Linked DNA regions of Homo sapiens: region 1 is linked to region 2. Evidence: chromatin loops called from intact Hi-C (ENCODE). Cell type or tissue: HCT116. All regions are shown on one strand. Each heading gives the region's core, and the rest is flanking DNA. Links, peaks and the distances in the headings are about the cores only.

What was found. Peaks named below come from ENCODE experiments on the same cell type or tissue, not always from the same donor. Only the 100,000 strongest peaks of a DNase experiment are listed, where the experiment ranks them.
Region 1: a loop joins it to region 2, with 3 times the contacts of the local background. A loop is called at or near these places in 2 of 110 quality-filtered maps.

The regions. Positions count from the first base shown.
Region 1 is chr9:86,989,925-87,005,530 of GRCh38, forward strand. It overlaps GAS1RR (GAS1 adjacent regulatory RNA), which reads left to right. Exons shown (of 7, transcript NR_049794.1): 6 at 7,390-7,479; 7 at 8,670-12,109. Among named protein-coding and RNA genes, the nearest start is that of LINC02893, 44 kb to the right of the region's middle. In HCT116, for the core only: no CTCF peak of the experiment used is centred there; a DNase peak (open chromatin) is centred at 7,447; H3K27me3 peaks cover 761 bases.
Region 2 is chr9:86,629,671-86,645,276 of GRCh38, forward strand. No RefSeq gene overlaps it. Among named protein-coding and RNA genes, the nearest start is that of LINC02834, 71 kb to the right of the region's middle. RefSeq lists an enhancer at 9,789-10,289. In HCT116, for the core only: CTCF peaks have their summits at 7,976 (motif pointing right) and 10,288; a DNase peak (open chromatin) is centred at 7,982; H3K27me3 peaks cover 1,664 bases.

The sequences.
Region 1 (15,606 bases), core at 3,746-11,745, 360 kb after region 2:
TATCAAATCATAATTTGCAAATATTTTCTCCCATTCTGTGGGTTGTCTTTTCACTTTCTTGACAATGTCCTTTGATGCACAAAAGTTTTTATTTTTTATTAAGTCCATTTATTCATCTTCTTTTTTGCTTGTGCTTTTAGTATCACATCTAAGAATCATTGTTAAATCCAAGATTCCTATGTTTTATTCTAAGAATTGGAAAATGGAGACTCAAAGAAATACATGTACACACATGATCATAGCAGCACTATTAACAATACTCAAAGGGTAAAAACAGCCCAATTGTCCATCAATGAATGGATGAATAAAATGTCGTTATGCATACAATGGAATTTTATTCAATCATAAAAATAATGTTTTACCGATGTGTGCTACAACATGAAAAACCTTGAAAACATTCTGCTAAGTAAAGGAAGCCAGACACAAAAGTATGGCATAATTCCATTTACATGAAATGTTCAGAATGAGTAAATCCATAGAGATAGAATTCAGATTGATGGTTACCAAGGGCTGGGAGAAAGGAGAATAGGACAATTGCTTAATGGGTATAGGGTTTCCTTTTGGGGTGATGAAATGTTTTAGAATTAGATAGAAGTGGTGGTTGCACAATATTCTCAATGTACTAAATGCCACTGAATTGTTCACTGTAAGATGGCTAATTTTACATTACGTGAGTTTCACTTGAAAAAAGCAAATTGCAAAGAACAAAGTAGAATCGCTCCATTTCCTCTCTGAAAGGTAATACATTTAATATATTTTTATTTCTGCTTTTTCTATATTTCTTTTCAATTTTTTATATATTAGAATTTTAGATACACAGTATTTTTTTATAGTATATGTCTTCTATTTTAAGACTTATTGTTGATATTTGCATTATGCTTAATATTCACATTAACAATAATTATTTAGACTTATTTGTAGTTTTCTGATTTCATTGTTCATCTTTGATGAAAATACTACGCCTTCCTCATTCTTGAATATGTTATAGTATTTCTTTGAACAATTTTTTTTGTTTCTTTTGTTTTGTTTTGTTTCTTTGAGACAGAGTCTCACTCTGTTACCCAGGCTGGAGTGCAATGGCACGATCTTGGCTCACTGAAACTTCTGCCTTCCCGGTTCAACCGATTCTCCTGCCTCAGTCTCCCAAGTAGTTGGTATTATAGGCACGCACAACCATAACCGGCTAATTTTTATTTTTAGTAGAGATGGGGTTTCGCTGTGTTGGCCAGGCTGGTCTCGAACTCCTGGCCTCAAGTGATCCACTCATGTTGGCCTCCCAAAGTGCTGAGATTAGATTACAGGTGTGAGTCACCATGCTTGGCCCTTTGAGCAATGTTTGAAAGAAGAGTATATATGTGAAACTCTACTTGAAGACTTTAATTTCTGAGGATGACTTTCACTTGCTTTCACTTGACTGTTTCATTAGATGTAAAACTCTTAGGACACCCAGAAAGATGGAGTGGATGTACTTTTCCCTATTCTTCATGTCAGAAAGCCAAAATCAAACAAACACAAACCTAAAATATCAAGAGACAGAATACTTTAATGAAGTATTTTAAAAAATAAAAATTATGCTAAAATCTATGATAGACAAAATATAAAAATTTGAAATAGAGTTTGACAAGGCAAGATTAGGGTGGGGTGAGTCATACAGGTGCAACATCAGATCTCCCCAATTTAAAATTTTAGTATTTCATCCAGCATGAATTATAATTCATTACATTTCATTTAATTCTTATTTTTAAAAATTGCAGTAAATATTGTTTCTCCTGATTACTGAATTTTTGGGTGTTCATTAAAATTTTGCACCTCAGGACTTCATTCACCTTACTTTAATCCTGCTTAGAGCACATTTTTTATCCTCAAAACTCTCTAGGTTTTGCTCTGATGTAGTGGCTGTCAAATTTGGCTTCACACTAGAATTTAAATGTTATTCGATAAATTTAATATCCACACTCTTTCCTCAGACAAGTTAAGCCAGACTCACCATTAGTGAAGCAAGATTTTAAAAATCTTTCTAGGAGATTCTAATTTGCAGTTGGGGTTGTAAACTACAACCTTATTTTTTTATTCCTATAGAGTTCAGTGATAAGGAATATTGATCATCTAGTCAGAATGCATCAGTTCAGCTCTTGGCTTTGCGTCCTTGAGTAAGTTATTTAGCATTTCTGATACTTAAATTCCCATCTCATGGCATGGTCCTGAAGATTCAAGGAAAAATCACATGCAAACCCTAAGCACTGTGCCTGGATCTTAGCAACCATAAATGCTTGCCATTAAGATATTGCTGGTGCTGGCCGGGTGCGGTGGCTCAAGCCTGTAATCCCAGCACTTTGGGAGGCTGAGGCGGGCAGATCATTTGAGGTCAAGAGTTCAAGATGAGCCTGAGCAACATGGTGAAACTCCGTCTCTACTAAAAATACAAAATAATTAGCTGGGTGTGGTGGCACATGCCTTTAGTCCCAGCTACACGGGAGGCTAAAGCAGGAGAATTGCCTGAACCAAGGAGACAGAGGTTGCAGTGAGGTGAGAACGCGCCACTGCACTCAGCCTGGGAGACAGAACGAGACTCCATTCAAAAAAAAAAAGAAAGATATTCTGGTGCTGAAGATGGAAACAGGAAAAAGCAATAGCTACGATTTAGTATTGTAGAGGAGAATCTTTTGCCAGTATGAAATCTTTTGCTATATCCTCTCAAAAATATGTTTCCAAAGGATTTGTCTCCATGTCTGTCTTTATTTATTTTGCCTCATATTCAGTGAGCCTATTTGCTTTAACAACACAAATGCTTTAGTTCAAATTTGTCCAACCTGCAGCCCACAGGACAGCTTCAAATGCAGCCCAACATAAATGATTTTTTGGCCCTTTTTTTTTTTTTTAGTTTATCAGCTATCATTAGTATTAGTGTATTTTATGTATGGCCCAAGACAATTCTTCTTCCAGTATGGTCCAGGGAAGCCAAAAGATTGGACACCCCTGCTTTTAGTTCAATACATTTTTTTTCTATTATAACTTTGATTACTTTCTCACTCTCTGTTTTGTTTTCTCCTTTTGGTAATATATATAGCTCTCTTTCTCACTAACTCTATAATCTTTTTTCTTCAATTTCTTGGAGAAGTTTTTAATTTTGTGTTTTTGATGTAAAAACACATATGCACAGTTTTACAAGTCAAAAGCTAAAAGCTTTTGAAAAAAATGGCAGATTCTCATATATTACTTGTATTTATTCTCTTCAGAAGTCACTTTAAAGTATTATCTTTTCTTCTGGCATTACCTTTTTAAATAGCATGTTTTAAAATAGAAATTTTCATGGTTTTTATTTATTTTTTGAATATGTAACACATTAACTTTGTTCAAAAGTTAAATAAATACAAATTTCTAGATTCTTCATATTGACCTTAGTAATAATTTCCTGAATATGACACCAAAAGCACAGGCAACAAAAGCAAAAATAAATAAATGGGACTACATCAACCTAAAAAGCTGCTGCACAGCAAAGGAAACAACAGAATGAAGAGGCAACCTGTGGAATGGGAGAAAATATTTGCAAATCATACATCTGATTAAAAGTTAATATTTAAAATATATGAGTTAGTTCTACAACTCAATAGCAGAAAAACAATCTGACTTTTAAAATGGGCAGAAGACCCAAATAGACACTTTGTAAAAAAACATAAATAATCTTAAACAAATATATAAAAAAGTACTCAATATTATTAATTATAAGGGAAATGCAAATTAAAACCACAATGAAGTAATACCTCACACCTTTTGGATGGCTATTATCAAAAAAATAGGGAAAAGGAAACTCTTGTACACCTTTTTCTGGAACTATAAATTGATATAGCCACAGTGGAAAACAGAGCAGTTCCTCAAAAACTTAAAAAAAGAACTACCAGATGATCCAGCAATCCCTCTTCTTGGTATATACCCTGCAAAACTGAAACCAAATTCTCCAAGAGCTGTCTGCACACTCATATTCATTATGGTATTATTTACAATAGCAAAGACACAGAAACAACTTAAATGTCCATGAACAGATAAATAGACAAAGAAAATGTGATACATACATACAATGGAATATTATTCAGCCTTAAAAAGGGGGTTGGCTTAATGCTTAAAAAAGAAGGAAATCCTGTCATTTGCCACATGGATGAAGCTGAGAGACATTATATCAAACAAAATAAGCCAGACACAGAAGAACAAATATTCTGTGATACCACTAATATCAGTAATTTAAAATAGCAAACTTGTAGCAGAGATCAGGCATATAAGGTTCTTTTACACAAGTTTCTTTTTTAGGTGGAAGTTTCTCTCCCATTCCACTCCCATCTGCCCATTACCACTGTTACTACCAACAATATTTAATTACCTTTATTGTATTTTGTGTACCTTCCACAGTTTTTTTCATGCAAGTAAAAGCAAATATAACATGTATTTTTCTTTTTCTGAAAGTTAACTTGGGCATCACTGTTTCTCTTTGCTGCAATATGTTCTCAGCCTCTCCCTGCCATTACTAGGGTTTCAAATTACACAATTATATTCTTATCTCAAGTTGCATTTCCCTCTCGCCTGACTGCTTATTTAATAGTTTTCTAAATCCTATCAAGAATATTAATTCCAGACTTTCTTAAGTTTATTTCCAGACATATTTCACATAATAATTCTGTTTCTTGAGAGGATATTGTTTCTGATTCCTTAAAACCTTTAGAAGACATTTTTAATTTCTGTGCCTGGCACTTTGTGTCCATTTGCTCATTCCTGCAGAAAGAAAATTTTGTATTTTACCTTTTTGGAAAACTAAGAAATATTTTTAAGGCATTGAGTGGTGTAGGTAAAGAGAGAAGGGAAAAGATTAGATTTTCTGTAATTTTATTTCACTAACACAAAATTTCAGAAAATGAAAAGAAATAAGGAAGGAGTCAGAGCTAGAGGCAGTGTCACCTGGGTTCCAAAGAGTTCTTTTTTCCTGTTTGTCACTGGTTTCCCAGCTGGTTCTGAGACTCCCACCTCCCCTTGGCATAACTGCCTCTTCAAATTCCCTGCTTATTGCCTGATCCTACTTTCAGACATCAGGATAATTGGGAGTGAGTGTGTTCATGGGGTCCTTACTCCAAGTGACCTTCAGTGCCTGCTAGGATCAAACTTTTCCTACAAATGCTGTGTTATAGACTGACCTTAGCTCTGGCACTTAGAAGTTGGTGAGATTCTGCTGAGAAAATGGCACCTTCTCATGCAGTGAACTGTGATTGGCAGACTTTTTCCTCAATCTGCCCTGTTTCCCAGACATCTCACAGAAATTCCTCAAGATTTTTAGTATACGTATGACATTCTTAAATAGTCCCTTGCACAGGTATTTCTTCTTTGTTTTTGTATTGGTGTGACAGTTCAAAGGGGATCTGAAAGTGAAGGATAGATGCGTGCTTAAGATTTTTAGTATACGTATGACATTCTTAAATAGTCCCTTGCACAGGTATTCTTCTTTGTTTTTGTTTTGGTGTGGCAGTTCAAAGGGGATCTGAAAGTGAAGGATAGATGTGTGCTTTCCACACTTGTCATTTAGAACCCATAGTGACTTTCTTAGTTTTCCTCTATCTAGATGTGTATTATTTAGTCACAAGTATATAAACTGAACATTTAAGCTTCTGTGTTGACATCATGGAAGGCAGCTTTGATCTCCCACAGAACGTCCCTGAAAGCCCCTGATAGCCACACTGCTGGTGAAGTACGAGGATGGGCTTAATGCTACATATAACTTTTGACTCCATTAGGCATATTCATAGATGGGGAAGTTTAATTTCTTTCTCACATGCTCCTTAAGAACTTCTGTTATTATCCATTAATTTTTCCCCTCCTCCCTCTGTATAAATAATTTCACATCTCTACTCTGAGGCTTCTCTAAGGACTCTCACTTCATCATCACTTCCCAGTTTATCACATCTCTCACTTAATTCGCGAACATTTTTATTCATTCATTTATTCATTCCCTGAGTGTTTACTGAGTACAGGGAATAGCATTAGAGAGTGAAAAATGAGCCAATTTTCCATATCCTCAGGGATCCCACAGGTTAAATCTAACATGTTAGGAAGATGTTGCAGCTGGAGAATCTTATGGAAATAAGGGGAGGGGAAGACAAGGAGGATGATAGTGTGCACGTCTCTAGCATCTGTACTTTATCTGTGCAATCTTATTTTACACTGATGACATGGTGATGATAGCAATAGTTATTTTTAAATGTTTGTTATTTAACACAGGTTTTGTGCTAAATTCAATATCCATTAACTTACATCATTTCATGATTCCCTTATGAAATATTCATTGTCATATTCCAATTTTACAGGTGAAGGAAATGAAGTAGAAGGATGTTACATACCTTGTTCAAAGTGACATAGCTGAGTCTGCTTGGACTGTGGTTCAAGCCATGCAGCCTAACTCTAGAACCCATGCTTTGCTACCTGACTTTCCAGACGTAGGAGGCAAATACCATAATCAGCTCCTTGTTTAGAGGTGTAGGAATTGAGGCCCAGAAAAAATAAGTAACTTGTCCAAAATATGTAGTGAAATTGGTACTTGAACTTTTGTCTGTCTTTCAACTACACTACCACCTCTAAATGCTCAAATTCAGATCATTTTAGATTTAAGGACTAGAAATAGCCTTGGAGATCATGTTATTAAATAATTACTCATTTTACAGATAATCTGTAATCACTAAAATCATTTACCTAAAGCAGTCAGGAACAGGTTCTATACAGCAAAGCAACTTAACATACAAAGGAAAATTATTGTTTGAAATATTATTTCTATTTTTTTTTTTTTTGAGATGGAGTTTCGCTTTTGTCACCCAGGCTAGAGTGCAGTGATACGATCTCAGCTCACTGCAACCTCCGCCTCCCAGGTTCAAGCGATACTCCTGCCTCAGCCTCCCGAGCAGCTGGGATTACAGGTGCCCACCACCATGCCCAGCTAATTTTTGTATTTTTGGTAGAGAGGGACTTTGACCATGTTGGCCAGGCTGGCCTCGAACTCCTGACCTCAGGTGATCCACCTGCCTCAGCCTCCTAAAGGGCTGCGATTATAGGCATGAGTCATCACACCCGGCTGAAATATTACTTCTATTTAATATTTAAGAAAACAAAATGAGGAATTCAATTCTTGATGGCAACACAGCTCTTGCTAGTAACTTAAATGCCTCATTGTTTCTCTGCAACAAGAGGAAAACTTGGGAAAGGATTCTGTAGGCACTGAGACCATCATAAGGAATTGCAGGACCCAGAGATTTTCATGAAAGTGAAATTGCTCATAGGAAATCAAAGCAAATGGCCTTAAGAGTGGCATCCAGTGGACCGTCCTCTGAAAAGTGACCCACAATTCTGCATGAATCTTTCCAGGACACTGAATTGGAGCCAGCTGATGTAAGGAGCTTACCTTGGTTGCCACCTTCTGGTCTCTGTTTGAGGAACAACTGCATGTGATTAAGGGTAACAGATACAGAATTTGTGTTAAGCCCAGGATGTAATTTGTTGAATGAGTAGCAATTGACTTGAAAATTGGATGGATGGGGATTGTGTTTCTTTACTCTCTCTCTCTTTTCTTTCTCCCTCTCAATACGGCTAGATTAAATCATCTTTAGTCTAGTCAAATCAGTGCTTGCTGTTGTTAAGAAGGATATTCTTGAGGTATAGTACTTCAGGGATGCTAATTGGGATTTGAGCAAGATGAAATTTCTACCCAGGTGTGTGCATCGTATACTGGAGATGGCAAAAACTGGTTCCAAATGAGGGTGTGTTTGTGTTCCTAGGCATGTTCCTATAGGGGCCAAAAAGATGCAAAATCTTCTTTTCTAAAGCTTTTGGTGTTCTCAAGCTTGTCTACACAATGGAATCACCTGGAGAATTTGGAAAACCAAAAATACTGATACCACTGATCCTACCCAACAGATTCTATTTTAATTGGTATGGAGTATGGCCTCAGCACTGATATTTTTTAAAGTTTCTGAGGCGATCCTAATGTGCAGCAAAGCACCGTCAAGCCCCCTCTCTCTGAGGAGGCACCAGCTGCAAGCATGTTTTACACCAATATGTTTGCTGAATATAAACATCCCAGTGCAAACTCTTGCACCCCAGAACTCTGGGCTGCTTGTGGACAGTCTTTGGCAAAGTCTGAATTTATAAACTGATAATACATATAATTCCATAGGCTCCATATGGTTCGTGTTATCCTGGGGGGAACTATACACATTTGCCTTGCCCCAGGATGGAAAGATAAATAACAGATGTGGATAATTTTTATCATACTTGTACTGAACAATAATAAAAAAATTAGAAATGAAGGAGCAGAGAGAGAAGTAAAACTCATGAAAACAAAGCTCAAATCAATTATTCTACGTTATATCTTTGCATTTTTAAGAATCCAAATACACAGTAGTACTCCATAGAAAAACCTGTCATACAGTTCTCCATTTCTAAGGGAGACTATCTCTAGAGTGATGAGACATAATATTAAAATTGTATGTTAATAAAGTTAATCAATTTGTTATTAGTGATAAAAAGTAAAATCTACATAGAGCTTACTGTGTACCAGACACTGTTCTAAGCACTATACAAGTATTAACTTATTTAACCCTCATTATAATCCTGAGACAAATCCTATTATTATCCTTATTTTACAGATGAAGAAACTGAGACCCCAAGAATTTAAGTAATTTGTTCAAGGCAACACACTGCTATGTGGTAGAACTACAAATTGAGCCCAAATAATCCAGCTTCAGATACTATGCAAAGGTATCCTAGGTGTGGGGGTGATAACCTGGTGACAATCCCTTCTCAGAAGGAAAACAGGTCCCATCTACAGAGGTGAAGCAGAGTGTGGAACTGAAAAACTCAATGGAAGAATGGCTATTAAGATTTAGGACGGCTGGGAAATAATAAAGTAATAATAATAATACTAGGTATTGACGTGTGCTACATGCCAGGCCTTGGGTGACATTTGGATTGATTCCCATTTTCTTTACTTTTCAGCAGTGGGGTCTTTCACCTTTCAAGCTCTGCCTGAGAAGTCAACATGGTGGCATTTGGCTAGGTTCTTTTAGGCAACCAATTGTTTTAACATGATTTGTTGAAAAGCCTATTCTCTCTTTCATTGAACTATAATGCTAGCTCTGTCATAAATCAAATTTTCATTTGATTTATGATATGAAAATTATATGCATTTGATTGATATGCATTTTTTCTCCAATGATACTCAACTGTCTTAATTATATAATTTTGTAGTAATTCTTGGTATCTAATTAGGCAAATACCCACTCCCAACCCTGTTTCTTTTGTTTTTAAATCCAGGGGTGTTTTGGATATTCTCGTTCATTTGTGCTTCCACCTACATTTTTCAGTTAACTTGTCAGGTACGAAAAAATAAAAGGCAAAATTTTTTATCCTTAAATCAATTTGGGCAAGTTTGCAGTTTTTTCTTGTATTGTAACTTCCAATCTATGAATATGATCTATTTTTTCACCAATTTATGGCTTCTTCCAATAACATTTTATAATTGTCTTTTTAGAGGCCTTATCTTTTGTTTAGATTCATATCTAGGTATTTAATATTTTTGATGCTGTTATAAATGGTATTTTTAAAAATATATACATTTTTAACTATTTCACATAGAAAACTTTAATGGATTTTTAAAATGTAGATTTGTATTCAGTAAACCTGTTAAAATCTCTTAGAATGTCTAAGAGTTTATTTATTCAATTTGATTTTCTTTTTTTTTTTTTCTCCTGGAGACGGAGTTTCGCTCTTGTTGCCCAGGCTGGAGTGCAGTGGCATGATCTCAGCTCACTGCAACCTCCGGCTCCCGGGTTCAAGCAATTCTCCTGTCTCAGCCTCCTGAGTAGCTGGGATTACAGGCTCCCACCACCATGCCCAGCTAATTTTTGGTATTTTTAGTAGAGACAGAGTTTCACCATGTTGGCCAGGCTGGTCTCAAACTCCTGACCTCAGGTGATCCGACTGCTTTGGCTTCCCAAACTGCTGGCATTACAGGCGTGAGCCACTGCGCCCTGGCCTATTCTACTGGATTTTCTATGCAATTGTGTTATAACTCATCATAAAGATAATTTTATTTCTTTTCCACAATCTTTACAGGTTTAATTTTTTTCTATGCCTTGCTGCACTCTCTATGATTTCCAGTATTGGCACTACTCTGGCCTTTGGTCTTTGCTCTTGCATCAGCCTTTCATAATTGGGTATGTTTGTTGTAAGTTTTCTGTAGAGAGTCTTTATGAGGTTAAGAGATTTGTTTCATTTCTAGTTTATTAAGAGATTTTATTATAGATCAATGTTAAATTTTATCAAAATTTCTCCATTGCATTTCTATTGAGATGATCACATGATTATTAAAAATTAGTATAAAGATTTATTATTTTGATATTTTAAAATCAGGTTTATTGAGGCATAATTTATATATAATAAAATTTACCCTATTAGAGTATCCAGTCCAGTAAGTTTTGGTAAATGTATGCGAATAACACAATAAACAGGTTTAGAACTTTTCCATCACCACAAAAAGTTTATCAGGCCCCTTTGCAGTTAATACTCACCTTCTCTCCAGCCCCAGTAAACCATGGATCTGCTTTTTGTTACTGTAGTTTTTCCTTTACTTTGATTTTTTTGAGTGTTAAGCCAGCCTTACATTTCTGAGTTAACTTGGTCATGATATCTTCTACAAACATTAATGAATTTAGTATGATTGGCTGATGCCTTTGCTTTCCTATACTGTCCTTGCCTGGTTGGTACAAGGATTATATAATACTTATAAAGTGAGTTGAAGACAGTTTCCTCTTTTCACCAGCTGGAATAATTTATGTATTATTGAAATTAATTGCTCCTTAAATACTTGGCAGAATTCACTACAAAGGCACTTAATTCTAGACCTTTTGGAGGAAGATAAAATACTGATTTTTTAAATCATTATTTTATTTTTGTAATACAGCTTATTTTTCCAGAAACTTCTACTTTTCGTTTACATCTTCAAGTCAGATTAAAGTTGTATTAATAACCCCTTATTATTTAAATCTCAGCAGAATGTGAAGTTATGTTCCCCCTTTGTATCCATTTTTTTCTCTAGATATTTTTCTGTTACCTGTTTTAAATTTAATTCCATTGTGGTCAGAGATAATACTTTGTATGACTTGCATTCTTTTATGTATATTGAGACTTGTTATAAGGCACAGAGTATGGTTTATCTTGGTAATCATTCGTGGCACACTTAAAAATCATGTGTTTTCTGCTATTGTTGAGTGGGATGTTCTGTAACTGTGAATTAGGTCAAGTTAGTTGACAGTGTTGTTCAAGTCTTTTATATTATTACTGACTTTCTTTCTACTCACTCTATCAATTAGTGAAAGGTGTCAATATTTCCAGTTATAATCATGGATTTGTCTATTATTACTTTCAGTTAGAAATTTCTAGCTGAAATTATCTATTTCTACTTTCAGTTAGTGTTAGCTTGCTATATCTTTTTTCCATCCTTCTTCTTTTAACCCAATGTATCTTTATATTGACATTACATATATGATTTATATTATATTATGTTACTATATCTTGTATGCAGCATATATTTGGATCTTTTTTATCCAATCTGATGATCTTTGCTTTTTAATTAATGTATTTAGATCATTTACATTTACTGTGATTATTAATATGTATTAAGTTCAAATCTACCACTTTGGTATTGAATATCTAATTGTCCCATTTGTTCTTTGTTTCAAAAAAACTCTTTTTTTGCCTTTTTTTATATCAAGTATTTTAAAATTCTATTTCATCTTCTTTGTTTGCTTATTAGCTATAACTTTATTTTGCTAATTTAGTGGTTGCTTTAGGGTTTATAGTAAACATCTTCAACTTATCACATTCTATGTTCTAGTCATATTATATTATTTAACACATAGTATAAAAACTTTATTGTAGTATACTTTCATTTTCCTCCAGTAATTGTGCGATTCTTGTCATCTATTTTGCTTCTACATGTTATAAACTCTACATGATTTTGTAATATTTTTGTTTAAACAATATTTATTTAGACTTAATAATAAATAATAAAAATATATGCTAACCACGTAGTTATAATTTCTAGTGTTGTTCATTTCTTTGTGTAGATCCATATTTCCACCTGCTATCGTTTTCCTTCTGCCCGAAGGTGCTGGTGATGAATTTTTTCAGCTTTGGTATACTTAAAAAACTTTTTTTATTTTTGAAAATATTTTTTGTTAGGTATGAAATTCTATGTTGACTTTTTTTTCTTTCAGTATTTTAAGAATGCTACTCCATTGTCTTCTTGCTGGCATTATTTCCAGAGGAAGAAAAATCTTTAAGATTTTCTCTTTTTACAGACTTTGAGTAATTTTACTACATTATAATTTGGTGTGGTTTTCTTCATGTTCCTTCGGCTTGAAGTTCATTGAGATTCTTCAATCTGTGAATTTATAGCTTTTTATCTACTTGAAAAAGGTTTAGCCATTATTTCTTTAAAAAGTCATTGTCTCATCTTTCCCCTCTTTGGAAATTTCAATTACGGGTATATTAGGTCATTTGATGTTGTTCCACACATCAATGATGCTCTGTTGTTTTTGTTATTTTCTCTTGTTTTGAGTCATTTTTTCTTCTGCGTTTTACTTTAGATAGTTTATCTTGCGATGTCTTTAACTCACCAGTCTTTCCTTTTGCAATGTTTAATATTTTGATTGTTTGATTTTTTTCCTTCTCACTATGGTTCATATTTTCCTGCTTCTTTAAATGCCTGATAATTTTTTATTGGATGCTAGACATTGTGGATTTTACCTTGTTGAGCTCTGGATACTTTTTGCTTTCTTTTGAATATCTTGAGCTTTTTTTCTGGAATACAATTGTGTTATTTGCAGACAGTTTGATCCTTTTAGGTCTGGATTTTAAGATTTGTTAAAAAGGACCAGAACAGTGTTCAGTCTAGTGCTAATTATTCAAACTACTGAGCTAAATCCCTTCTAAATACTCTACCCAATGCTAGGTGAATTACATTTTTTTGTAGTTTAATGGTGAGTACAGGCACCATTACCTGCCTTATGTGAGTTCCAGACACTGCTCCTTCCAAGTCTTTAGGGAAGTTCTTTCCCCAACTTTGGGCAGTTTCTTCACAAACATGCTCTGATTACTGCTCTGTTGAATAAATAAAGGAAAATCTCTACAGATCTCTGTGTGCAGATGCCCTCTCTAGTATGCTTCCCAGTAAACTCCAGCCACTTTCATCTATTCAGATTTTTAGCTTTGACTCCTCAACTTGGTGACTCTACTGTGATCTCCAACCCCAGGTCATGGCCTGGAATCTCTTGTAAGGCAGAACTGTGAAACAACCCTGCCTTACCTGATTTATTTTCTTTTCTCTCATAGATCACTGTGTTTCATTGCTGATGTCCAGTGTATTGAAAACCATTATTTCACATATTTTTTTCTGTTTTGTTTGCTTCAGGTTGATCCTGAGATCTTGTTCCCGATCTTCCATTTTTGCAAAGACTGAAGGTTCAATCTATTTTTTAGACCATTATTTTTGTTCTGTCATACCTCAGGTTTGTCAATTTTACTTTCCTTTTTCAATAACTTACATTTGGTATTCTCAAGTCTCTTTATGGCATACTTGTTTATTCGTAAATGTGTTATTTGTACATTCGTTTTCTTTGTTATTAATTTTTACTCAAATTCATTATTTCCTTCTTTCTACTTGTCACAGTAGCTTCACATACAACATAAAACATAAACTGGAGAGACCCCACCCAGTATATAAATGTAGCAAAAATTTCATGTACCCCATACATTTGCACAAATAAAACACCCCCAAAACCCTCCCCAAATCCAAAGGCTCAATTTAATTCTATGATTTCAAAATATTGCCACCCACATCACAAAGACTTTCTTGATCACCCTACCTTCTGATAGTCTAGTTATCCATCTTCCAAATTCCTGGAGCAATGGTTCAGAGAGAACACATTAACCCCTGAACAGAATGTTTACTCAGCAGACAGTGGTATCTCAGTTCAGGTAACTAAAATAACTCTTGTCTGACATACAGCATAAGGATGTTCTTCTACAGGCCTGAGGGAATTTCTTGCAGAGCAATAAAGTACACTGGGATATTGCTAACCAAACATTATCACCACTGCAGAAACCAAGAAACATGGAAACTTCACATATTGACTAATTTAAGTCCCAAAAGGCCTACTAAGAATGAAGTACTCACTTGACAAGGGACTGTGAGGTGGCAAGGTGTTCATAGATGTTTATGTTGGGATTGAGTCATGTTTCATCACAGGAGAAGAATCTAGGGCTTGACCAAGCTTAGAATCAAGATTGGGAGCTGGTGCATTTATACAGAAAACATAATGAACCCTACACCTTACTGTGTCCTATGCCAGTAAAGGCACACAGATGACCATTGTTCTAGAAATTTGAAAGATAAAGAACTAGACTATGAGAAGGCAGGGTGATCAAGAAAGTCTTCACAATGTGAGTGGAAATATCTTGAAATTATAAAACTAGTTGGAACCTTTGGGTTGTTTTGTTTTGTTTGTTAATTTGTTAGGGGTACATGAAAAGTTTTGTTACATGTATATAAGGCATAGTGATCAAGTCAGGGTGTTTAGGATGTCTACCACCCAAGTACAATACATTTTTGTTAAGTATAGTCACCCTATTCTGCTATCAAACATTGAATTTATTTCTTCTGTCTTATTCTATGTTTGTACCTTTTAATCCACTTCTCTTCATCTTATCCCTGCCCCCACTCACTCTTTCCAGTCCCTGTTGTCTATCTTTCCACTCTCTACCTTCATGTTGGATGGAAACTTTGTTAACTGAATATTCGCGTTTCCTTAGAAATACTTAAGACAATAGTCCATATCACACCGTTGTGAGCATTTATGATTTTTTTTTTCTCAGATGAAAAACCCAGATGATCTGGGTTCTTTCCCATCAATCTCTAATAGGTAACATTCCTAGGCCCTCTGGCACTAGCACTGCTCCCTAACACAAAGATTGAGTCGCTCATGTTTGTATTCTCAGAGCCTAACCTACTGCCTTGCAGAAAGACTGCAAATATCATCTTTTTCTACACAGATTAAAGATTTTGGGCTTGATTTCTTGGTCAGAGAGAGCTATTGAAGGTTCGTGAGCAGGCAAAGGCCACATAACTCTGTGTCATTGGCTCAAGCTGACCAAGTCATACATCATGTGACCTGCACCCAACTATAGGGAGCTGCTGCATTTGTTTCATTCCTTCTTCATGGCAAAAGTCCTAGGTAGAGCCCAACGTGCTGCCATGAGCTGTGGGAGGTACTGTGATGAATATAACTTCAAGGAATTCAGGAGTTGGTGGAGGAGCTTTACAAGTCAAAACATCCAATAATGACTTGTTTTCACTGAATTTACCTGAATGCTCTGTTAAGTTATGGAGACCTGTCTCCTGTGATTCATTAGATAGAAGCACTATGGATAATAAGACTCTCAAAATACTGTTCTCATTGATATCGAATCTGTCTTGATGAACTGCAGCAATTGAGAAAGATCCCTTTGCCCAGCCTTTACCAA
Region 2 (15,606 bases), core at 3,033-11,032:
GAGAACAGTATGGGGGAAAAAGCCCCCATGATTCAATTACCTCCACGTGGTCTTTCCCTTGACACATGGGGATTATGGGGAATATGGGGATTATAATTCAAGATGAGATTTGGGTAGGGACACAGAGCCTAACTATGTCAGTTTTGGTCTTTGGCAAGTAAGTTCTCTGGGCACTCCTTCCAGGGGTGCTCCATTCCAGGACCCAGCTGGCTGCTATGCTGTAAGAAACCCAAGCTCGGTGGACAGGCCGTGTGTAAGCACTCCAGTCGACAGCATTGGCCAGGCTCAGTTTTGCAGCCATCCTGAACAGCTTCCAGATGATTCCAGCCTCTCGCTCTTCTTCTTCCCATCTGAGTCCCCAGACATTGTGGAACAGAGACAAGCATGCACAGGGTTCCCCAACTGAATTCCTAACCACAGCATTCATGATTGTACTGAAATGGTTGTTGTCTTATGCCACTAATTTTTTTTTAAATGAGCTTTATCAAGGTATTTTAAGACATGTCCATCAACCCAAAAATTTCATTGTGCTTTTTGTCATTAGTTTCCTCTCCTAATCCCAATCCCAGACAACTTCAGATCTGCTTTCTGACTCTGCAGTTCCTTCTTTTCTAGAAATTCCATACAAATGGACTCATATGAGTCTTTTTTTTTTTTTTTTGACACAAAGTCTCACTCTGTTGTCCAGGCTGGAGTGCAGTAATGCGATCTTGGCTCACTGCAACCTCCGCCTCCTGGGTTCAAGAGATTCTCGTGCCTCAGCCTCCTAAGTAGCTAGAATTACAGGCGCCCACCACCAGGCCTGGCTAAGTTTTGTATTTTTAGTAGAGATGAGGTTTCAGTATGTTGGCCAGGTTGGTCTCAAACTCCTGACCTCAGGTGATCCACCTGCCTCAGCCTCCCAAAGCGCTGGGATTACAGGCGTGAGCCATTGTGCCCGGCCTATATGAGTCTTTTATTTGAAGTTGCAGTGAGCTATGATTGCACCACTGATCCCCAGCCTGGGTGAAACAATGGGACCCTGTCTCCCAAAATAATAATAATGATAATAATAATAATATGAGTCTTTTCTGTTTTATGCCACTGCACTTTTGGGATATTTTGTTATGTAGCAATGAATGGCTGGAAGAACTTCCCTTTCCATTGTCTAGACATTGCATGAGTTTTATGAACAATTGTGCCCTTAAGGAGGGAAGGGTGCCTGATAATGGCTAAGACTGAATTCTCTCTTTAGGCTAATTTAAGTGGATTTAAAAGAAGTGGACATGTGCTGTTTCCTCTTTATCTGAGTTGGTAGACTAAGATTCATTTATGGTCTTTACCATGATGAAGTCAAGGGATAGGCCTATTTTTAGAGTAGTGTTTAAGGGTTCTACACATTTTCATGAAACACGAAGAGCTACTGAATATGACCAGCTGACCAGCTCTGCTCCCCATCAGCTGCCTGTAACTGGGAAATGCAGCAGATCTTATCCATCCTTCCTTCTGGTGCCACAACATAGACCTGCTGCCTCATTCCTCTATTCCAGGGCTGTAGAAGGCGACGAAGGTCACATTATCAAGTGGGAAACTATTGTGCCTCTGTTGTTTCAGGGAATTTTAGACTTTTAGAATCCCTTACAGGTTTGGGAGCTTTATATTTTTATTCTTTGCCAACCCAAATATCAAGAAGCCTGAGAGGAAGAATTGACTAGGCAAATGAACTGCCGTGGAGCTGTTTCTTATTTATAGGAAAGTAGTTATAAAAATCAAGGAAAGAGCCTGGTGCCCTTGCTTATGCCTGGAATCCCAGCACTTTGGGAAGCTGAGGCAGGAGGATCGCTTGAGCCCAGGAGTTGGAGACCAACCTGGGCAACATAGGGAGACCCCATCTCTACAAAAAATTTAAAAATATAGCCAGGTGTGGTGGTGCATGCCTGTGGTTCCAGCTACTCAGGAGGCTGAGGTGGGAGAATCCCTTAAGCCCAGGAGGTCGAGGCTGTGAGGCATATGGCACCCCTATACTCCAGGCTGGGAGACAGAGTGAAACCCCATCAAAAACAAAACCAAACAAAACAAAAGGCAAGGAGACAAAATCTATGGGGAAAGGAGTGGGTGAAAATTGAAGCAAACTCAGAAAAGTGTCCAAAATATTATGCCTAGAGGCAAACATAGGAAGGATCAAAAGAAAACATTTAGTCTCTCCTCACCCCTAATTTGCATGAAATCCAGTAAACACAAGTAAATGCACAACTAAACCGGGTTCTTTTCAACACCTCTGGGGAGGGCACTCACAAGTCCTCCTGGGGTAACTCAGAGCTATTTAAAAATAATAAAGGAAAAGAATACTGTTGACAGGTGCTATGTGCTTTGCTTGATGTAACCCTTGTTTCTCAAATTGGTTTGTCTCTAGGTAATATTTTTATTAATCCTCTCAGATGCTTTAGTGTCACTTCATTGAAATTAATTTTTTTGTTGTTGGTCCAGGTCTCTGCGGAAGATGCTCTTTGTGGAGTGAATCGTTAACTGGGGAGGAGGCCACCTAGATTCAGTTATAGAACATCGTGGATTAGATTGTCATACATCAAGGAGCCGAGGACCATTCCCTGGGTAGCGAAGGTGATTATGATTTATTGTAATTCTAAGTGGGCTCCAAGCTGGATAGAGGATTATCTGCTCATTACTCTCTCTTTGGAAAATCCAATCCGAAAGGAGGTCTTTGGAGGTCACAGATCTTTGGAGGGTCTTTGTGTCTTGTTTCTTAAGTCTGTCTTTACTCACGTGTTTATAGAGGACATAGATGAAGGCTGCTTGCCCCCTTTACATGGGACTGACAGTGCTCCCACTCAGTATGGCTCTCATCAGAGATCCCAGGAAACTCCCCCAAACCCACTGAAGTGAACTGTGGCTCAGACTCGGGAAGGAATGGCACATCCTGCATGTGTGTGTGTGACTCCTGGGTGATGTTCTCGGGGACAGGGGCGCCTTCTCCAGGAGTGGCCAGAGTCCTGTCTGACTTGGACCTGGTCATAACCCTGTCCACTGTGTCCTGGCCCTGTATTCTGCTGCTTTTCCATGAGCCTCACCATTTGGCCCACATCTGGCCGGCCCCAGAGCTCTTAACACTATTGGAGTTGCCAGTCTCTGCCTCAAATTGCACAACATTTAGGTTTTTTTTTTTTAAATACAGAGTAGATTTTCTACCTTTTTTTTTTTTTTTTTTTTGAGACAGGATCTCACTCTGTTGCCCAGGCTGGAGTACAGTGCCACCATCTCTGCTCACTGCAACCTCTGCCTCCCGGGTTCAAGCGATTCTCCCACCTCAACCTCCCAAGTAGCTGGGATTACAGGCACATGCCACCACACCTGGCTAATTTTTGTATTTTTAATAGAGACAGAGTTTCACCATGTTGGCCAGACTGGTCTTGAACTCCTGGCCTCAAGTGATCCACCCACCTCAGCCTCCCAAAGTGCTGGGATTACAGGTGTGAGCCACTGGTCCCGGCAGATTTTCTCTTTTAAGACCCAGTATTGTTTTACTGCCTTTTAGTCTAGATATTTATCTTTCTACTTATTATTTTATGGACTTACGCTGTTCTGGGAAGTTTTCTGAGCCACTCCTCCAAATAAGAATGCTCTCTGCTTATGTGTGATCTTAAAAATAAAATCCCTTTATTATTGATTGGAAATTTAAACTCAATGACCTAGTTTCGGACTGAAACAGGTGTCACTTATAAACTAAGGGTTGCTTGGAAATTTTCTCATTATTCAAAAGCTTTTATTCCCCGCCCCCTACCCCTGTCCCCCCTCTGCTGCTCTCTGGTGATTTCCAATCTATTATTCAAGGATCTTTTGGTTGAAAAAGGTAGGGTTTAGAAAGATCTGACTCAACACTATCACTTTATGGGGTCACTGTTGTTTTTTTTCTCTTTCTACACATAAGACACACTTACTTAGGTTGCAATGTTAATTAGCAAGCAAGAAAAGACAAGACAAGAGGAAAGCCGTAGCTTCTCTGACAATGAGAGTGCTTTGAATTCATGTGCACGCTGGCAGTTGCCTGGCCAGGAGTGGGGACACATGGAGGGATACTGGGCACATGGAGTAGTATTAGTTCACCTTGACTTAGGTGGCTTTAGGTGGCTCCTCCTTTTATCCCTTGGAAGAATCCATGTTCTTTGCCTTTGGTAGAAATATTGTTTTGTATCTTAGCCAAACCCCATCGAGGCTTCTTTAAAAATAATGAGTCACAGTCATTTTCTTAAAAAGGGACAAAGAAAAGGCTAATCAGTAAACGTGATATGGAGGAGAAAATTGGCATGCACATGTCAAGTGATTTAAGCCCCTTAGCAAGTGAGGGCTTTCTCCATCAGGCCAGACCTTGCATGATATATTTAATTGGGAGTCGGGTGGGAGTTTGGCGGAATTCCAAGCCAGAGCAACTCCAGGGAGAGAGGTGTGTGTGAGAAGAAGGGGTGTGGGGTGGAGTGAATACCTGAGCATTCAGAATCACAAAGGTTTCTAGGCAAAAATTATCCCTGCCCTCAACTAGACCCAATTAGGGAGAGTGACACAACCCACATCACTGCTTCTCAGCTCATTAATTCCTGCCACTTGAGAATGCAGATTTTCTTTCCCCCTATCATATCTCAAGTCCCAGGCAATGTACTTGTAGCTTGTGATGCTGCTGCATGAAGGCCTCGTGGCCATGGCAGGCCATGCTGTACAGGGCTGGGGCTGTATCTGTTCCGTAATAAAAAGTCAGTAGACCCATGCAGAATGCTAGAAAGAGCCTCACAATGACAAAGTGACTCCTGGTAATCCTAACTTTTTTGACTTAGTGGCAAAGCCTGACTTAAACCCCAAACCTTCTCATTTCAAGGTGAAATCATTCCCTTCTCCTGCTCTAAGGCTTAATAAGGTGTGTATTAATCTGCCAGGGCTGCCATAACAACATACCATGGGCTGTGAGGCTTACACAACAGAAATTTATTTTCTCATTGTTCTGGAGGCTGGAAGTCCAAGATCAAGGTGTCAGCAGGTGTGGTTTCTCCCGAGGCCTCTCTCCCTGGCTTGCACTGCCTCTCACTGGAGGCAGTGAGAGGCTGGAAGTCCAACAGCAAGGTGTGTGCAGGTGTGGTTATTCTGGAGGCTGGAAATCCAAGATCACAGTGTCAGCAGGTGTGGTTTCTCCTGAGGCATCTCTCCCTGGCTTGCACTGCCTCTACACTGTCCTCACATGGCCTTTCATCTCTGTTCTAGCATCTCTGGTAAGGACATCAGTCATATTGGATTAGGGCCCACTCTAACAGCCTCATTTTAACTTGATCACATCTTTAAGGGCCCTTTCTCCAAATACAGTCACATTCTGAGAGATTCAGGTTAGGACTTCAATGTATAAATCTTGGGAGAACACAGTTCAGCCCATAACAGGGTGTGACAAGGACATCAAGAACATGGGAGGGAGATCACAGCCTGTCTTGTGGCTTCCATGCAGTCACTGACTCAACGTATAAACCAACATTCTGTATTTCCAGCCTTATTTCATTGTCTTTTTGGTCTGGGTGATGATCTTGTTTCTCAGTAATTGACCATTCAAAGGGTACCCAGTTCCACAAGGAGGATGATGTTGGCTCTCAATGTTGGCTATTGCACTTGAGAAATACTTGGAGGAGATCTAGCATGGGAATATATAAGGCATGGTAGTCTGTAAAATTCTCTGGGAGGCCCCAGAGAGAAATCCTAATTTCCAGTCCTAATTTCTCTGTGGTTTTTTTTTTTGTACATTCCTTTTTTCCTTTCCTTCAAGGAATACACTTTACATAAATTTGCTTTGATCATGCATGTGGAGCAAGAGTCATGGAACATTTTAAAAAATACTTGTCTTTTCTCGACATTGTAAACATGATAATTTCTGTTACAGACTAAATATTTATGTCTCCCCCAACCCCACCAATTCATATGTTGAAGTCCCAACCCCCAATGTGATGGTATCTGGAGGTGAACCCTTTGGGAGGTAATTAGGGTTAGATGAGCTCACGAGGGTGGGGACCTCTTGATGGGATTAGTGGCTTTATAAGCAGAGGCAGAGAGAGATTTTTCTCTTTCTTCCAGGAGCACAGTGGAAAGGCCATATAAAGTCACAGTGAGAAGATGGTTATCTGCAAGCCAGGGAGAGAGCTCTCTACTGATACCAACCCTGCTGGCAGCTTGATCTTGGACTTCCAGCCTCTAGAACTGTGAGAAAATAAATTTTAGTTGTGTAAGCCACCCAGCTAGTGGTATTTTGTTATGGCAGTCTACTACCATTTCCTAAGAAAAGAGTAATGCTTCTAGAAGAAAGGTAGGAGCAGCCATAATTTTAGAGAAAGTCATAGATCTTGGGTTTATCTATCAGATGCCTTTGAGTTCACAGACACCTCTAGAATTCTGTAGAGAACACTGATCTTTTTCACTTTGTGAGATTTAGGAGTGGAGCTTTCTACCAGGAGACACTAAGTCACTTGGTGGAATGTGACAGAGGCATGAGAATCAGGTTTCCCTGGCATAAACTGATGTGAGAATAGGTCACCAGGCACCTGCTATGGCTGGAAATGCCTGTGTACAGTGCGCGGTGCATTCACCCAGCACTTTCCTCGTTCGCCCACCAGGACTCTCCTCGTGTCAAATGTGCAGAAGGAAAGGAATGAGGGTCTGGCATTTTAATGGATTCGGGGTAAAACACTGCATCCTCTGAAGTGATCCATATATTCTGGAAGTCAAAAATGTTTTATCTAAGTAAGCAGATCATTGCCTCAGTTCTCTTACAGTTTTTGAAATGTGTATGTGTTTGATTTGTACTTAAAGTGTCAGGTCCCTGACATCACAGTTGTGGGTGGTTAGATCTGATGTCAGGAGGGGATATTAGGGACAGATAGAGAACTACAGGGAAGGCAACTTGATCCATGTCTGCTCTGGTGTGTCTCACACAGCTTTGAACCCATGGACCGGCCTCCTGCCCTTGGCTGCTGGGAAGCTTACAGCTCAGCCATCTCTGTGTTCTGGTTTCTTTCTTCCCATTCCCTGAAAGCAGTGACTAGGAGATAAGAATAACTTACACTGGAAGTGTGGCTGTGGACCTAAGTGGGGATAAGCATAATATACGAAGTGAATGCTGCTGACACCTAGCAGGCTGTTACTCTCCACTCTTGTTATCGGAGGCAGCAGGCAGGGGAGGAGATTCGGCTGATCTGTGTCCAGGTCCTGCTCTGAGGCTCCCTGGCTCAACACGACCTATTCACCCCGCTGACTTTGGCCTCCTCATCTGCAAAACGGGAGGAATTTCTGCCATGCCTGACTCACAGGGTTGCTGTGAAGATTAAATGAGAATATATTTGTAATTTGGGAACGTATTTGTAGTATGTACTTATATCACATACATATGTAATATGTATGCATATATGTATGTGCATACATATAAATATGTATATGTATGAATTATTCTTATCATTTCCTAGTCATCATTTTATGTGAAATGCGGCAATAATGGAGAACTTACGGGAGGCAAATTCAATGTTATGATTGACATTCTGAAAGGACCCTATGTGGGGGAGGAGGGGGGTGCAGTAATATATGACTTCGTTTGCGGTGAGAGGGCGTGCAGTTTTAAGTATGTGTGGCCTTCCAATTGTCTCTAGTTTGTTTTCTAAAACCACAGTTCATGACATCCAGCTTTTACAAGACGAAATGTTTCCCTGATGAAAAAAATATTAGCAGTAGGTTAGAAATATCGAAAGAAACACATAAGTTTGTGCCCTCCAATGTGTCTGTAAGACTCCTCGGAAAGATATCAGCTGGTATTCAAGAATTTTTTCTAACTTAAATTCATTTCTCCTCCTCCCTCCCCACCATTTTTTCCTAGTTAGAATTTAGTGTTTGCCGGCTGGGCTTGTTCAGCCTGTGCTTGTCGGCTCCAGCTTGGGTCAAACGTGAGCGGCTGGACATCAGGGACCACAAGGTGGCGCTCTTGCCCGTGGGGGTGGGATCTGGCCCACCTTAAGATGGCCTCCATCTCCCCTTGGCTGTGGTTCAGAATCCCCCCAGACTCATGCAAAGAGGGCACAGCTATTTGTGAAGGAGGTCAGTGCCTGCAGCGAGATGATTGAAAGAAGGGGCGGAGCTCTGGATTCCTCTCTCTGGGTCAGCCTCTGGACTGATGCAGCGTTGATGCTGCACGTCCTGTGGAGTGGGTACACTGGGAGTCTAACCTGGAGACAGCCACTCACGCTTGACCCCTGTCCCAAAAAGAAAAAGGGTCACGAAGCTTTCAGGAAGCTCTACTCTGCTTTCTTCCCAATGATCTCCACAGCAATGGGCATTTCTTTTCTTTTTCCCCCTTGAAATTTAACTTAACGTTACATTTTATTTAATTATTTCTCCCCATGCCAAAAAAAAAAAAAGATACAGAATAGCTTAATTGAGACACTAAAAGAGAATAAACTGAATAAAAGGAACTCATGGCAAATGGAAATTAAAATGAAGATCAAGTTAGACTCAGTGTGCAAACCTATAGAGCCTATATATTTATGCTTGAAGTTCTCAGGGAAGCAAAAGCTCTTGCCTTGGGCCCCCTGCTGTAATGCAATTTGTGCAGACCCTGAAGGTATTCACAGAGCTGTCTGGGCCCTAAAGGCTGTCAGCCCCATCCTCCAGGCCCTCTCTCTCTTCCTTGACGGCTGGTCAGATGTTAGAGGTTGCAGCAGAGGACTCTGAGACCCTAGGGAATGGCAGGGCCACAAAAAGAAAGTGCCTGGGTCCCTGAATTGCTGTGTGGATGAGAGCTTCCCACTGACCAGGAACCCCTCTTGGAACTTTATAAGGTCTGTTGTGTTTGAAATTGTTGGTTGAAGCAATAGCCTGTCTGATTAATATGCTTTCCATTGTAGTCTGGGCAGCCTTGAGAACCACCAGGAGCTTGAGCGACAGTCAGAATCATGTTGGCTGTGAGCCTGTAACCTGGTTGATTGTGTGCCTGTCCTGTGTGTCCCAGCTGGTGCCATGTGCCTCCTTAGGCCTGCTATAGATTTGTGATTCTATCACTGAAATTTGCTTTGGTCGCTGATTATCACTTTCTTCCTACTGCTGCTTATTTTCTGCCCATTCAGAAGTGGAGGATGATTTTTTTCTCAATTGACCAAAGATTTAGCTCTAGCATTAGATATTCAGCTTACCAAGGCATTACACCTTTTGCCTATAGCTTTTCTTCTTTCCCAGTCCATTCCCCAGGATACCGTTTCCCAAATTGTTCTGTGGAACACTAGCTTAGTACATGATATCGATAAATATGTGGGGATAAAGAAGGGTTTTATGGCCAAATTATTGAGGAAAAAAATGGATTAGATGAAGTTAAAGATTTCTTGATGAGTATGGTGGCACATGCCTGTAGTCCAGGCTACCTGAGAGGCTGAGGCAGGAGGATTGCTTGAGCCCAGGAGTTAGAGTCCAGCCTAGGCAACATAGTGACACTCTCTGTAAAATAAATAAACAAGACAATTAAAAAAAAAGATTTCTTTAATGCAGGACTTCTCGGAGCTTTTAACATTCTAGTGAAGGGAACAGCAAAGTGTGGCTCATAGGCCAAATCTGACCTGCCATCTGCTTTTGCAAGTAAAGTTTTATTGGAACACAGCCATGCTCATTTGTTGACATATTCTCCATGGCTGCATTCTTGCTGCAGTGGCAGAGGTGAGTAGCTACCTCAGTGACCAAATAGCACACAAAGCAGAAAATATGTACTTTTTGGCCTTTTAGAGAAAAGGTTTCCCAACCTCTGCTCCCATGTCTCCAAAAGGAGGAATACATGTGGGTTCACACATAGGGGTTCACACTTTTTTGGCTTCAAATCCCTTCCTTCCTTGGACAACCTATTAACCTCTTGAGAGTTTCAGTTACTCTTGGAAGATGTCATCAGAAGATTGGAAGGCCTTCGTATGACCCTTCGTATTACCATATATTCATATTATCTTTTATCTCTACCTCCACTGCCAAACTCAAACACATTTCTAGTTGCCCATGAACCCTCATCTCAACTTTTTTCTCACAGCAAGTTCCCTGCCCTGTTTCTTTTCCAACTCCTCAGTCCCAGGAGTTACTTCTCTTAATCCTGGTGTTCTGAATGACTGCAGGATTGAAATTCTGCGTCCTACTTCTCTCTAAGAGCACTGGATGGCAAGGTTCTGCAGGTGGGCAGGTCTGCCCATCCCCTGTATTAACCATGGTGGAGGGCGATGAACCTGACAGAGTGCACAGGCTGCCAGCTGCCCTGGAGCCTGCCTGCTCCTAACTGGCATGCAGGCCATGTATGGTAATGCAGGAGGCCAGCCTCCGGCCTCGGGAAGGCTCATTCCTACCTCCGGGCAACTGTAGGTGTGCAAATAGCTCAAGGAAGGATCATTTTAAATGCCTTGAAAGCCTGATTTGTAAATAATCTAAGACCAAAGACAGAGCAAGTTAAATATTTATTTGAAGATTATGTCTCTAAGGAGGGATTGTTGAAAATTAGTGAGTGCCTTCCCTTCTTGCCTTCCCTCCCATGCTGGAGGGCATATTATTTTTATGGCTGTGTTTGACAGCCAGAACAAGCCTCTGTAGATTTACTGGTTGTTTGTAGTGGCATTTATGTGTTTGAATGAGCTGGGCAAACAAGAAGGAGGGAGGTGCGGGTGGTTAATTAACTCTGAGAATCTCTTTGCCCACACTTCCATACTCGGGAAATGCTGGTAAAAGAACCATTCACAGGTTTTTTAAGAAGAATAGCCACACAAAAATCCTTCCCTTCACAGGGCTGGTTTGGAAAGCACAGCAAATCAGCACTCCTGCCATTGTAGACTCAGAATCTCCAGGGTGAAAGGCTTGCTTCTGAGCAGAAAATATATGTGGCCATGACTTTCTGGATCAGAAAACCAGCAGTCCAGTCAGTTCCTGGGATACTGGCATTCATTCATTCACCCAATAGTTTCTTGCCACTTGATAGCTGTAGGGCCTGGGTATGTTCATATATATATACATATATCCAGGTCAGCCTGCTTTCTGAGGTATACACAGAAACAGATTTGAAAAATTGCTATTTTATTCTTTTTTAATGAATAAATATATAGTGAAAATCAAGCCTGATGGGAAAAAAAAAAAAACTCCAAAAGTCTTGGTCGATCAACCTTGCATTTAACCATCTATAGCACTTTCCTCTCCTGGGATATTTTATAAGATAAACTAGGCTCAGACTGTGGGCACCTGGATTCTCATCCCATTTCTCCCAGACAGAATCTGTGAATTCTTGGGGGAAGCCCCTCACCTCTTTTGGCCTCACTGTTGAGATGAAGGTGTTGGATCACCTCACTCTCTGGGCCTCCTTGTTGAGATGAACAACTTGCATTAAATAAATGTCCCCTCAACTTGCATGATCTTAGGAATCATCTGGAGGATCCAATTCAGTAGACCTGGGGTAAGGCCTGGGAATCTAAGATTCTATTAAAAGCCCCAGGTGATGGTCATGGGAACATCTGGGAAACACTGGATTGGATGATCTTTGTGGTCCCCTCTGGATATGACCTTTTAATATCATCATTTTTCCAGGAACTCCCCAACCCACTTCAATGGATATCTCTGAAAAAGCTTTAATAAGAGTCCAGAGAATCACTGGACTTTTCAAACCACACAGACAAAAAGAGAAGCATCAGAGAAAGGTCATACACAAACGTTTCAAAACCACTGATGCACCGTAGCTCACAGGTGTTCTCCTTGAATGGGGTAGCAGGGACATAAATGGGGCAGATTCCCTTAGTGACAAAAAGCACAATGGCGAAATGAGGACAAAGTCACTCTACTGTGCCGTGGCCCCAGGAATGTGGAGAGTGCATGGGAGGATGGGACCATGTGTGGATGTGGGGTCAGAAGCCACCCATCCAGCTTTGACACTGTGGATGCCGTTGGGCACTGATTTCAGGAGATACACAGAGGAAGGGGGAGCTGTGGGCACCTCTTCTTTCCCTGACTTACCATGGCCCTCTGGGGTAGGGAGGTTAAGAACTTATAGGCACTCACTCTCCCCTCTGTCCCAGGCTCTCATCCCAGGCCCTGGGATGCTGCTGCCAGCTCTCTGGGTCATCCTCTAGTACTTGCTCTCCTTCCATCTCTTCTCCAAGGCACCTTTCCTCCCTCTGCAAGAAACTTTTCATGCCTACAAGCCCCACTCCTTGTGCATGAGAGAAAAATGAGAGAAGCTCTTTTTTGTTGTGCACAGAGGTTTTGCAATACCTCCTTCTCCTCTTGCTCTGTGGGTCTAGCCCTAACTCCTGCTAACTCCTGCTAGGTGGCTTAAGCTTTTGGGCTCTGGTGAGCCCTTCACCACTCATTGTCCCTCTAGCCTTAGGGGAGGCATCAGCTTTATGCTCTTCTGAGCTTTAGGTTGCCTCAGCATCTCTTGTTGGGCTTCTCAGCTCTTACATCATCTTTGTGTTAGTTTGTGGCATTAAGTTCCTTTGGTGTAAGAGACCTGTATGCGTTTCTGTTTTTCTGACTTGACCGCAAACATCCTAATTTTCAAGGTAGGCCCCCGGGCTTAATTGCTGCTCTGAGTAATGCATATAGCAGTAGCATCTGACAAGTGACTGGCTGAGATGCCATACTTAAACAAAAACCTCACACTTAGGATGTCCCAAATTGAATACATTGACCTTTCCAATTGTCTTCTGATCTCAGTGTTTACAGAATAACATTTCTGGCCTGTTGCAGTTGCCAGTGTTCAGATTCTCAATGTTCTCTACACCTCTTCCCTCTACCTCACCCCGCACATTCAATAGAATGCCAGTCCTCTCGATGACAGTGCCCTGATAAGTACGAATCCACACCCCCATAAGCATCCCCATAAACCAGCTTCAGGCTGTTATTTTTCCTTTTGCTGCAAAGGCCTCTGCTGGTCCCTGGCTTTTGGTGTCTTCCCACCTCTGATCCACACATGTGCTTCTGGAGGGATATTAGTCAAGCACAACTGTGTTCTGTCCACCGCTGACAAGATAAAGGTCCCACTCTCCTGGCAAATGAGCCCTTGGAGGATCTAACCCATCTATATAGCCTCACTCCTGGCAGGCGGTACCTCTCACCATTTCTCAGGCATACCTTGCATTTCCTGCATTCACACTGTTCCCTCCTCTCAGAATGCCCTTTCTTCTTATTTCTACCTAGCTTCAAGTCCTTGGTTTAATGCCAGCTCCAACCTAAAGCCTCTCCTAATCCTCCTATCTGGAACTAATCTCTCCTTCCTCAACGCGCTCCTGCGTTTCATTGTTCAGCCCCTTTGCCTCTTACCACATTCTGCCTTATAGGGTCGCTATGTTGCTAAGTCACCCCCAAATGGAAAGTCCTCTGGATGTGGTGCTTGTTCATATGTACAGCTCCTATCAAATAGTTGCTGTTCAGTGGAGACTGGGTAGAAGACATGTTATGGTCACTCAGTTAATGCATATCACATTTGTGAATTACAGCAATGCTTTCATACATACCTCTCTATATTTAAATCTATCTATTATTTTGTCAATGACATTGCTATTCTTCTTGGGAAATAGTACTGGCTTCTCTTTTTAACCCAGTCTCTTAAACACAATCACTGGATATTAATAATTTATTAGACAAAATTTCCCATACAGATGATTTGAGTGTCAGTCACATGCACATGTTAGGTGATTTGCATACATTATTTTATATAATCCTCTCAAGGCGGGACTCTCTTTATTTTATAGATGAGAAAAACTAAGGCTCATACAGATTAAAGACTTTTATCAGCACTGTTAGCTGGTGAGTGGCGGGGCCAGGATCTGAAGGGGGATCTACATGATTTAAAACCTTACGTCATAGAAGGATACGTTCTTTACCTTCATCTTGGGGAAGAAAGATTTATCTCATGAGAAAAGACTAAATTTACAGACGAAAACTTCCATTTCTTGTGTCTTACTGGGCTTGGAATGTCTCCGCTGGTCTTTGATGACCCTGGGCACTAGTGAGGTTGCCCACCTTACTCCATTTCTCCTCTGGTTTTCTCCATAGTAACACAGATACTTCTTAATGAAGTCCTGCACCCCAGATTCCCAATCTAGTTCTTTCACCAGCTCACTATCATTAACCCCACCCCCGGCCCCAGGTAGGCATGCCATCCTAATTCTCAATAGCTCACCAGTTGAAAAATAGCTTCTCCTTGGAAAAGACCCAGAGGATGCCATGCTGGCTGGTGGGAGATGGATCTTGCCATCACGGTCACAGACGCGAGATGAGCAGCAGAATTCCTGGCTTGGCCTCCGTGTCGGGTCTGAGGAGGCTGGAGCTGTTGGCAATTCTTTCCCGGGTCTGTCTTGCCTGCCAAGTTGGTTGACCTCTGGGGCATGGTGAAAGGTGTAGCTTTTTGGTTAGCTATTTTTCAGGGCTTTTCGGTTCCCTTGCTTTCTTTCCCCTTTAGTTTTTCTTTTCAGAGAGACTCTTAGCTTCCTCATTCAATGCAATAGCCCAGATGCATTGAGGCATGGGGGCCCAGAGGCACTGGACTCATTAACATGAGTCCTGTAAGTGAGTATAAAAGTGTTAATACAGTAGCAACGTGAGCCGGCTCCCTTTAAAAACAAAAAACAAAAAACAAAAAAAACTCTTAGTGTTAGGTAATCCTCATTGTCTTTCTTGCCTTATTTCTTCTCCACTCAAGAGTTTCTGTCTTTCCTTTTACCCTTTCTTTACTCTTCTCTCCATCTCCCTTTGTCTTTCATCTCTCTTTAAAGGCAAAACACGACACAGCTTCTCAGTGTATGCCTGTCAGACTTGTTGGCCCTCAGGCTGAAAAAGTTCTCTGAGTTCTCAGGAATCCTCCCAAGGCTGGCTGGCTGGCTTTGAGGACTATCACACCAAAAAGTACTGCTGCCTTCCAGGTACAGACCAGGTTGGACTGGATTGGGAGTCTAATTACCAGCAGAAAATTAAAGAAAGGTAATAATTGCCCTTAAGCACTTAACAAAAGCAAATCTCACCTTGAAGGTTTGTAAATTTGTAGTGAGGACTGATTTAAGGGAGCTTGTGCTGCACTCTTTGTGTTTGATTTGCAAACCAGAATGCACACGCCTCCATATGCATAATTGGATCCTCACGGTCTCTGCCTCCATGTGACCATGCAGTAGTTTATTTATCCAGTGCTCATTCAAAGAAAAGCTGAATGGAACAAGAAAACTCCTACTTTGCGATAGGATTAGATACCATGGAGTATTCCTCCCCCGTACTCTTTCAAAGATTTTTTTTTTAAGTTTCTAAATCTGCTTGGGAAGAAAAAGTAAATTGCCAGAAGTGAGATTAGTGGGGAATATTGTTCTTAGGACAATAGTGTCTTTATGGCTTGACTGGTATGAGCTCCCCGCTTCAAAAAAATACAAGAGCTGGAGGTGTGGGGGTTCTTAATTGCCTACATCTGATCAACTGGCAGCAAAAAAAAAAAAAAAAGAAGAAGAAGAAGAAGAAAGAAATCTCATTCAGCTCTGATTTGGCCTGGATCAAGTCCACTTGCTAATCAGAGTTTAATGAGGATGCCACTGGCCCTGTTGTATTTGCCGATGCTCCCACTAA